Regions from separate parts of the Homo sapiens genome. Here region 2 is linked to region 1. The links are chromatin contacts, found by Hi-C or POLR2A ChIA-PET in ENCODE. All regions are on one chromosome and are shown on one strand. The core of a region is the stretch at or near the end of the contact, and the rest is flanking DNA. Distances in the headings are between cores, read along the strand shown.

Region 1 (5,343 bases), core at 2,060-4,559:
GATATATGTTGAGTCAAAAAACTTGGCTCATTTTCCCAGTTCTGCCACTAAATAGCTGTGTGGCTTGGATCATAATATTCAGAGCTAAGCTTTGTTGAACTCTTACTATGTGCCAGGTTCTGAACTCAGGGCTTTCATGCATTGTCTCATTCAATTGTCATAAATGCTCTGAGTTGGTGGTTATTTCCCTTCTGCAGATAAAGTAAATGAGGCTCAGGGAGAGTAAGAAAATTTCCAAGATCTGTCTACTAAGAGCTGGATGTTGGTCTGGTTCCCAACCTGGAGCTCATAAGCACAGCGCTCTACTCCCTCTAGTTCACCTCTCTTGGCTTCACTTTCTCTTTGTTTAACATGAAAGGAGATGGAATTAGCTTACCAGTAAGACTTTAAAAAAAACACTAGCTCTTCTGTGAACTAATAAGGTATAGACACCAATAACTGAGGCCGACAAAAATTTCTTTCCATCCATATTTTTTTTTTCCAGCACAACTCCAGGTGCAAAGTAGACGCTCAAACATTGCTAATTGAATTAAACTAAACAAATATGTAAAATCATGCAATCCTGCCACAGACACTTACCCATTACTAGCTAGATGTGTGCTTCTCAAATCTGAATTCACGGCCTCAAAATCCCAAGGAGTTATGGATTCCAGTGAGAAACAGTGACCCGGGCCATTCTGGGATGGTTGCCCTTTGAAAATCCCCTCTACAGGCATGCATTGAACACTACTCCATGCCAGGTCCTGGGCTGGGCTTCAGGGATACAGTGATGGGAAAGAGCAATCCCTGCAGCAAGAGCTCCCATGGCGTGTGCTTGACATGTAACTGACACAGTGCACTTGGGTGGGCCTAATGTAAAGGAAAAGAATGGGGCTTGGGGATTACAAGGGAGGGTCGTCTAAGTGAGAGTTGATAATGCAGAGGGTGAGAAAAAGCTTCTCAAAAGCCTAAACACAAACAACCAAGCCAAACCCCAGCATTGGTGAAATGCCAGTTGGAGTCAGGAAAAAGGAAGGAATTATAGGCTATTTTAAAGGGATAGCCCTGATAATTTTGAACCCACAGCTGCAGTGACTGTTCTTGCTTTAACAAGCAGATAAGTCATCTGAATTCAACAGGGACCAGAGTTTTTGAATTTTTTTCTTAATTTGTTTTATGGTTTTAGCTTCTTTTTCTTGAATTCTATTCACACTTTTCATTGGCTGAGCCACACATCCTTTCTTTGTAATTGTTGAAAGGATTCTTTTGGCCTTGAATATAATGATTATAAATTTATAGAACTCAAATTACTTGCATTTTCCCATATGAGAATGATTTCGCTCAGCCATTATCTCCTCTAAGAGGGCTTCCTCCAGCCCTTGCCCCCTGTGGTTAGTTGTGTTCCCTTCTGAATGTGTATTCACCATCACAGTTCTCATGAAGGATTGTAATTGTCTATCTCTCTGTGTTACCCACTACACTGAACTCAAGGAGTATTTGCTGAACCAAAGTAATCCACACTCCTAGGTGTACTAGTTTCCTAGGCACAAACTGGTCGGCTGAGAACAATCTAAGTCCATCTCTCATTTCTGGAGGCTGGACATCCAAAATCAAGGTGCCAGCAGTGCCATGCTCCCGCTGAGACTCTGGGGAGACTCCTCCCTTGCCTCCTTTTAGTTTTTGGTGGTTTGCTGCAATCTTTGGTGCTCCTTGGCATGCCAATGCATCACACATGGCCTTCTGTCTTCCAATGCATCACACATAGCCTTCTGTCTTCACGGGGCCGTCTTCTTCCTGTGTCTCTCCCCATCACTTTCCCTCTGCATGTCTGTGTCTGTGTCCATATTTCCCTTTTTCATGTAAGGACACCAGTCACTTGGATTAGGGCCCACCCTAATTGACTTTATCTTGGTTAAATCTGCAAAGACCCTGTTTCCGAATAACGTCAATTTCTAAGGTACTGGGGGGTTTGGACTTGAACGTATCTTATTTTGGGGGGATATCATTCAACCCATAACAGCAGGCTAGGGATGGATTATGGGATTAGCAAGAAGGTTAGAATTGCAGGGGACTGCAATGGACATGAGGTGGGGGCTTCTTGAGGTCCTCACCTGAGCAGGGAAGGGTCTGGGAAGAGAGACTTTAACTAGAGGCTGAGCCCCACCTTCTGAGGATGTGATGCAGAGGTTCTGCCTCAAATCCTGCCGGAGCATTGCTTTACAATTAATTCTGGAGCCCTGCCTGCAGCTCCAGTTTGTTAAATAGGACTCTGATACCCACTCAGAGGGTTAGAGTCTGTTCCTGCCTTCCATGGTCCATTCTGTACCTGAAAGTCTGAGGCAGCTGCTCTCTGACTTCAAGCATTCATACCAGATCACCTCTTGATAATGCTGGATCAGTTCAGATCAAGCCTGACTTCACACTGATGCTGTGGCCTCCCTATAGCAGTACATATAATAATATGGTTTCCTTAGGTTGAGAACCTAATAGATACATTTCCATTAGATACATCATTTTTGATCCTCACAACAGCCCCATGTGGGGGCTGAACTAGGGTGGGGTAGATACCATCTCCTTGGAATAGGAGAAAGAATGGCAGTCCAGTGAGTTTATATTGCCTTGTACCAGGGCACTGGCTAAGAAGTGGTGAGGCAGGAGCTTGGCCCCTGGTGTAGGTGACTCCACAGGCTTCGTGTTCCATCTGCCCTGGCCTGGGGGACAGCTCTAGGAAGGTTTTGATTCATATTCCTCTTGATACCTGAATAAATTATCCTTTTAAATGGCTACCCACCTCCCTTTAACTTTTGTCTTCTGGCTTCTCAGGCCAAAAGACAGGGGTGACCAGACTGAGACAGCTGGCTGAAGGAACACCGGTCTCTGCCGACACTGCCTATGTCTCTGGGTCTGAACTGTCTGCTGAGTGTGTGGGGGCTCTGAGATGTTCCTGTTCTCCACAGAGGGCCTCTGGCTTTCAAAGCTGTGGGGGATTTATCATGCTTCAAGGTAATTGGAAGATGGACCTTCCAGAACCCCCTCGAGTTAGTCCCTTCTACCTCCTATGAGACCCTCATCATAAATGGTGCCATGAAGGTCTCCTACTGCATGTGACCTCGAAATAAACCAAAGCAGTGGCTTGACAGGTGCATGTCCTTGCAGGCAGAATTCATTCAAGGGGGAGAGCCACAGAGGAGTCACTTTGGAGTCTCTGGGTTTGCAGTGGCCCCTCTGACTTCTTACCACCCACCCTGAGAGGCATGCAGGCTGGTGAAGCATGGACCACGCCAGCTGTTTCTGTCAGCTGAGCCACAGAAGGGAACCACAGGGCCCTGAGGGTGACTTGGCCAACCACAGGGGGCCGGCAGCAGGAGGGGCCGTGGGGACAGCAGGATTTGGGTTTCCGCTTTCTCACAGGCAGACTCAATTGATGGCCTTGGGGTCCTGCCGAGCAGGGGTGACTCAGCTTCCTTTGTGTGCATGGTCGCCTCGCTGAAGAGAGGGGGGCCCTTGACAACCCGGGGCTCCTTCTGCCTCTTCTCACTCCACTTCCTGCTCGAGAAAACCTCTGGTAATTTTTCCAGTCCCTGTTTACCTTAAAACTTGTCGGAAAAAACAAGTTCGCACTTCAGATTTCTACAGCATTTGACACTTTACAAAACGCTTTCTTACACACTGGTTCATCCAATGTTCACACCAACTCTGTGTGATTGTGAGGAGGCTATTGTCATCACAGATGAAACACACAAGGAAAGTGAGACCCAGCCAGGGTAGGAGATTTGTCCAAGGCCACAGGGCTTGTTGGTGGAGGGTTGACTCTGCTGGGAGCTTGAGTCCAGGATCCTAGGATACTCATCCAGGACCTTTGTACACTTTCTTGGGAATGCCTCAATATATTGCTCTTTCCCTGTGCTCATCACATGTTCTAAAAGCACTTTGTTGATTGAGTGACTGATCATAATCTTCATCCATGTCAGATGGATGCTTAGGGATTGAAAAGACATGAGCTTTAGAGACGCAATTCAGTTTCGAGCTATACTAAGACCCTTATTAGCTATGTGACGTTAGATACAGCACACATTCCCTGAGCTGCAGTTTCCTCTGAAGAAGGAGGCTAATAATGCTTAATTTCAAGGCAGTTCTGAGATTTATATGAAATGATACGTGTCAAAGGCCGGCTCAGTACTTGCTACACAGAAGGTGCATGCAATTCAAAGCTCTGTCATCATCCTCACCATCATACTTAGCTTCCAAAATTCAAGAGAGTTGAACTAAATCTCACAGATAGTTTCTTTATACATGGAACAATACCTTTACTTAGTAAGATTTAAAAATTTCTAGACATGAATGCACAAAATAAAGTCAAATATGGTCCTGGTTGATTTAGCCACTATAATTAAAAAAAAGAAGAAGAATAATACCGCATACGTGAATGTCCACATTCAGCTCTCCACATACTCTGTATGAAGGCTTTTCATCATTTCTGTAGACCTGTTTTGTATGGCTAACATTCCTTGCCTTCTTAACAGAGTAGAGCACACATCCACTGCTTTGGGGGATTCTCTGTGTTTCTTACTCTTCATTGGACCATTTGACTTTCTTTATCCCTTCCTCTTGCTTGCAAAGGGTTACAGGGACACTCATCAAGGTGGGGAAGGGACAGTAGGTCTGATTAATTCCAGACTCTAACATGATGCTCATATTTTGGGTAAATGCATAAGCAGTCAGGAAGATCCTTCTTTAAAAAAATACTCTTCCTTTCTTCCACCAACTGGATGTCTTCTGTGTGATAACAAATTATCTTTGAAGTTGAATATATGTCCAGGAAAGATTGAAACTATTGGTGTTGCTATCTTAAATTTCAAACTCCTTGCTGTTAGAAATTATGTTGTAATCATTATCATGTGCCTGTAGCCAGGTTCCCACTAGATTCTCAATGAATGGCTCTTGAACAAGCATGATTCATTCATTCATTCATATAACAAAAATATAGTATGAATGAACCACAGAAGTTCTGCAGATGCTTAAGATTGTATACTACTTTAAGGAGCTCCATTCTGGGGATGAATATCAATGCTTACGGAGGAGAGACTGGATGGAGACCAGGAGGTCAGGCAGGGAGGGGCACTGGCATGAATAAGGAGGCACTGGGTTCAAGGGGGAGACTGTGCATGTGCCAGGTGTATTCAGTGTGTCTTCGCTGGGTGCTGACCATGGGGTATGAGAGGTAGACCTGCCACCTCGAACAGCCCAGAGCAGAAAGCAAGAGGAGTAAGTCCACCTTGGAGGGGCTAGCAGAGTGCTGTGGGAGAGTGAGTGGGGCAGGTGACAAGGACAGTTCTGAGCATTCTAGACAAATTACTGGTTACT
Region 2 (5,343 bases), core at 1,423-3,922, 210 kb after region 1:
ATTTGGACAGAGATTTGAATCATGAGAAAGAGGCTGTCAAGAAAACAGCAAATAGGAGAGGTTTCCAGACAATAAAGTAGGAAGGGCAAAGGCTGTATCAAGCCTGCTTTGCTCAAGGATCAGAGAGAAAACAAGTTTGTCCTCAGGAGAGCGAGCAATAGGAAAATTAATCACAGATGGCATTGGAAAGGTAGGCAAATGCCGGATCATGTAAAGCATGATAAAGAGTTTGAATTTTGTTCTAGGCACAGTGACAAGCTGTTGGAAGCTTTGAGAAGGGAAAAAGCAGGATGTGATTTGTGCTTTTAGATCACCAACTCTGCCAGGTATGTGCAGCTAAACTTTGGGAGGCCGAGGCAGGTGGATCACCTAAGGTCAGGAGTTTGAGACCAGCCTGGCCAACATGATGGAAACCGCATCTCTACTAAAAATACAAAAATTAGCTGGGCATGGTGGTGTAATCCCAGCTACTCAGGAGGCTGAGGCAGGAAAATCGCTTGAACCCAGGAGGCACACGTTGCAGTGAGCCAAGATCACGCCACTGCACTCCAGCCTGGGCAACAAGAGCAAGACTCTGTCTCAAAAAAAAAAAAAAAAAAAAAGGCTGGAGGCAGGGAGCCCACTGAAGAGGCTGTTACAGTAACCCAGATAAGAGATGGTGGAAGGTTATTCTAGGTGGGATGGAGAGAGGAGGAAAATTCAGCTCTTTTTCAGAATTAGAATCTATAGACCATGCCTGGGATATGAGGGAAAACACAAGAGAAGGATCCTGAATGATTCAGGTTCTTAGTCCCAGCAACTGGTGATTTAGCATCACCTGCGATGGGAAGGTGAGGTTGAAATAAGTTTTGGTTTAAGACAGAGGAAGAGATCATTGTGACAACCTGTAGTCAGTCCCATGATATTCATTTGATTGGAATGTGGAAGGAATAAAAGAATGGGGAAAAATAAGAATATAGGAGTGAGAAAATAACTGGGCACAAAAATAATGAGGATATTGGATGCCAGAAAAAGAGTTTGGGCTTCATCTTGTAATAAAAATATTAAAAATATTTTTCTTGGGTATTTAATATTCCCAAGAATCCAAAAGCAGCATTACTATTTTTATTCTCACATTACAGATGAGGAAATGGAAGCACAGGAAATTTACTAATATGATCAATGTCATATAGAACAACAATAACAGCAAAAAGTCAGGGTTCAAGATCCAGGCGATATGAGTCCAGATCAGTCTCTCTTTCTCTCCGTCTCCGTTCCTCTTTCTCCTCCTTCTCCTTCTTTGTCTTCATTTTTGTCTTCTTCTTTTCTTCATTCTCAATCATCTATCCCTCTGTCTATGATGTAAACCACATACATCATTTACAAATTTTTAAGTAACCACATTAAAAAAAAAAGCAGGTGAAAATAATCTAAATAACATATTTTCCTTAGTCAACTATATCCAAATATTTTCATTTCAACATGTAAGTATAAAAATTATCAATTGAATGTTTTACATTATTTTTCACACTAAATCTTCAACATTTAATTTGTATTGCACACTTACTGCACATCTTATCCACACCATCCACATTTCAAGTGCTCAGTAGCCACAAGTGGCTCACTGATGCCATACCGGACAGCTTAGATTTCTACCCGTACAGAAAATTCTAGAGGAAAATGCCAGGATTATTGTTTCAAAAATATTATGTAAGATTGTAGAGCTTCAGTGGTAGAGCAAACCTAGCAAGAGTTGAGACAGGAGGAATTAAGATTGTCTTAGTCTGTTTTGTGTCACTATAAAGAATATCTGAGGCTGTGTAATTTATTAAGAAAAAATGATTATTTGGCTTATGATTCTTCTGGCTAGAAGGTTCAAGACTGGCATCTGGTGATGGCCTCAGGCTGCTTCTACTCATGACAGGAGAAGGGCAGCCGGCCTATGCACAGATCCCATGGTGAGAAAGGAAGCAAGGGGGAGAGGGAGAGGTACCAGGCTCTCTTTAACAGCCAGCTCTCTCTTGCAGGCATGAATAGAGTTAAAACTCATTCACCCCCAGGGGAGGTATTCCTGAGCCATCTGCCTCTCCATGATTCAGATACTTCCCATTAGGTCCCACCTTCAACACTGGGGATCAAATTTCAATATGAGGCTTGTAGGGAACAAATATTCAAACCATAGTGGAGATGAAGGATTTGTGGATTTCTTATTCCCAGGCTTTTTCTAGGCTCTACCATTTCTTACTGCGAATACAATACCCCAACACCCCTTACTTGTCTCTCTGCTTCCTTTTTTTCTTATGAATGAATGGAGGTGACAAAGGATTTATGACTAAGAGTATTGGTAACAGTGCTCACCTCTGCACCCAAGGCTTACCAACATCGTGTTTTTGTATATACAGGCTGAATACATAACATGCAACCAGGTGGTAATAAAGAATGTTAGTGTCACTTTGTACAAGGACATTATTATAAAAAGTACAAACCATTATCATCTTCACAACTTAGGAGTCCTTTTTAAACTTTGTAATATCCACATGAAGCAAATCTATAGCCTGAATTTCCAAATCTCTCTCTGAAGAAAACAGAAGATCACTTCCTTTCTAACATGAATAATATTTATGCTTACATGTAGGTCAGAGTCAGCCAAACAGCTCTTGTGTCTGAAAGTCTATTTTAGACTTGGCTGTCATGACAACCATGAGATTTGGCCCAGGTGTCTTCTCTCTCCTGACACACAGACAGCAGGTTTGCAGGCCTGGCTGTGAATTCTGGGGAGCAGCACTTAGGAACTGCCATAGGATGATTCAGCCCACTTGGTTTTGGCAGGGGTGCTGACCTAACAGACTGCAAAAAATTCCATTCCACATGGATTCTTAATTTATCAATTTAGAAGAGGACACAGTGGGGAGGGTTATGATCACTAATGGGCAAAGTTGTCATGGTACTGCACGAGCAAGGAAGGCTGGGAAAGAGTGAATAGAGTGAATAAAGGCTATCATTTGAGAGGTGCTCGAACCTAGAATCCAGATTTGAGGTTTCAGTCCTCTGAGCTCACATCCCAGTCCAAGGACATAAGTTATGAAGTAATTCCCTGGGAAGGAGGCCTGCCCTGGCACAGCTCTGACTGCCCATTCTGAATAGCCCATCTCCACTTCATTCTAGTCCCAGGAATCCAGGGGGGTTGGTGACAGCCCTGTCTCTCCTGCCCACCAAACATGTGTGTTTCTAGGATCTCCTATTCTAGGAGACAATGGTTCTCAAATTTGGCTGCATAACAAAATCATCTGGAAAGAAGTTAAAACTCCAGATCCCCTAGTAAAACCCTATATCCATTAAATAAGAATATCTGGGCTAGGAGGCTGTGAAAATCAGGTCAGTACTAGTTTTTCAACCTCCCTAGGTGACTACAACGTACAATCAAGGCTGAGATGCACTGATCTAAAATGAGCTGGGAGTGGACTGTGATATCACATAGAAGCTTGATTTATAGATGTTTTTTAATTAACATAAAATACTAACATAGATTTTATCTGATTAGCCACAACAGTGGTTATCAAAGGGTTGGTTTTACAACGCTTTTTACTCTTAAAAATTACTGAAGATTCCATAGTGCTTTTATTTATGTGGGCTATATCTATTGATATTAACTGTACTAGAAATTATACCTGAGACTTTTTTTATAGCACAAAAATGCAAAAGCACATGTTCTGTTAGCCTTCAGTTTTCTGAAATGCCTTTGAAGGCTTTTCTCCATTGTCTTACCTATTAGCACTTGGCTCCTTTTTACTCATGCAAATTTCTGCAGCCCACTTGAATTCCTCCCTTGAAAATGGGCTTTTCTTTCCTACCACATAGCCAGACTGCAAATTTTTCATACTTACATGCTCCACTTCCCTTTTAAATATAAGTTCTAGTTTTAAGTCATTTATATGATCTTGCACCTGAGCACAGGGTGGTAGAAGCAGCCATGCTGCACTTTGAAGGTTTTTCTTTTTAGAAATTTCTTCCACCAGATACCCTAAATCATCACTCTAAAATTCAAAGTTCTGCAGATCTCTAGGGCAGGGGCACAATGCAGCCAAGTTCTTTGCTAAGGCATGACAAAAGTGACCTTTGCTCCAGTTCCCAATAAGTTCCTCACTTCCATCTGAGATCTTGTCAGCTTGGCCTTCAATATTCATATCGCATATCACTATCAGCATTTTGGTCACAACCATTTAACCAGTTTCTAAGACACTCTGAACTTTTCTTCATCTTCCTGTTTTCTTCTGAGCCCTCCAAACTCTTCTAACCTCTGCCTGTTACCCAGCTCCAAAGTCACTGCCACATTTTCAGATATCTTTATAACAATGCCCCATTCCACAGTAATAATTTTCTGTATCAGTCTGTTCTCTCATTGCTATAAAGAAATACCTAGACCGGATCATTTATAAACAAAAGAGGTTTAATTGGCTCATAGTCCTTCAGGTTGTACAGGAAGCAAGATGCTGGCATCTGCTCTGCTTCTGAAGATGCCTGAGGAAACTTGTAATCGTGGCAGAAGGTGAAGGGGAAGTAGGCATATCACATGATGGGAACAGGAGCAAGAGAGCGAGGAAGGAGGTGCTATACAATTTTATACAACTAAATCTTGCAAAAACTCACTTACTCTCATGAGGAAAGTACCAAGTGGATGTTACTAAACCATGCATGAGAAAACTACTTCCATGATCCAATCACCTCCCACCTGATCCCACCTCCAACATTAAGGATTACATTTCAAGATGAAATTTGGGTTGGGACACACATCCAAACTGTATCAGACAGCCTTTACTTCTGGCCTTAGATTAGAGGACAGAAGAAGTCCATGTGTCTCCTCTGTGGCCCTCATCAAGGTGGAGGCCACATGAGACTTTGTGGCTGAATCAGAGGAACACCAGTAGTTGTAGTGGATGCCTGAGCAGATATCTGGAATCTTGGATGCATGGAGCAATCAATATCTAACATGGTAATTCATATCCTAGAGCTTTCTGTTTTCCCAGGGATTATTTCTGCCACTTTTTTTTATGGCTAAACTTATTCATACTGCAACATTAAAATTGAATAACACTACCCAACTCCTTGGCCATCACCCACCGTCATGTTTCTCTGTTAGGTCGCTCTCCACTGGCTAACACAGAACCTGTACTTGCCCTCTTTCTGGCATTCTCTCTTATGAAATTCTATTTACACAGTCAATCCACCATGTGCCACTTGGCATTTAAGGTCAAGGACCATATTCTTAAACTCTTTATCTAGTTTGTAGCATAAAACCTGTCACACAATAAATGCCCTTTAATTTTGAACTGTATTCATATAATCCTACTATTTACATAAAATAAC

Evidence for each region. Hi-C counts contacts between places; a loop is a spot of excess contacts on that map. ChIA-PET counts read pairs that join two places held with the same protein, here RNA polymerase II (POLR2A). Pooled maps may share reads with other maps.
Region 2: a pooled map shows a loop between it and region 1 (1.8-fold over the local background). The contact joins two enhancer-like sites. A Hi-C loop is called at or near these places in 2 of 168 maps with a recorded cell type or tissue (B cell and K562), 7 of 37 single-sample maps with no recorded cell type and 3 of 50 pooled maps. POLR2A ChIA-PET finds 5 or more read pairs at or near these places in 2 of 52 experiments (CD4-positive, alpha-beta T cell and activated CD4-positive, alpha-beta T cell).

Annotation. Positions count from the first base shown.
Region 1 is chr2:12,054,287-12,059,629 of GRCh38, forward strand. The region is part of intron 2 of MIR3681HG (MIR3681 host gene); the gene reads left to right. Among named protein-coding and RNA genes, the nearest start is that of MIR3681HG, 50 kb to the left of the region's middle. Within about 2 kb of position 3,310, at least 3 of the 41 ENCODE cell types and tissues checked have a DNase peak (open chromatin) inside an H3K27ac peak, as active enhancers do.
Region 2 is chr2:12,260,164-12,265,506 of GRCh38, forward strand. All of the region lies in intron 3 of MIR3681HG (MIR3681 host gene), which reads left to right. Among named protein-coding and RNA genes, the nearest start is that of MIR3681, 64 kb to the left of the region's middle. Within about 2 kb of position 2,673, at least 3 of the 41 ENCODE cell types and tissues checked have a DNase peak (open chromatin) inside an H3K27ac peak, as active enhancers do.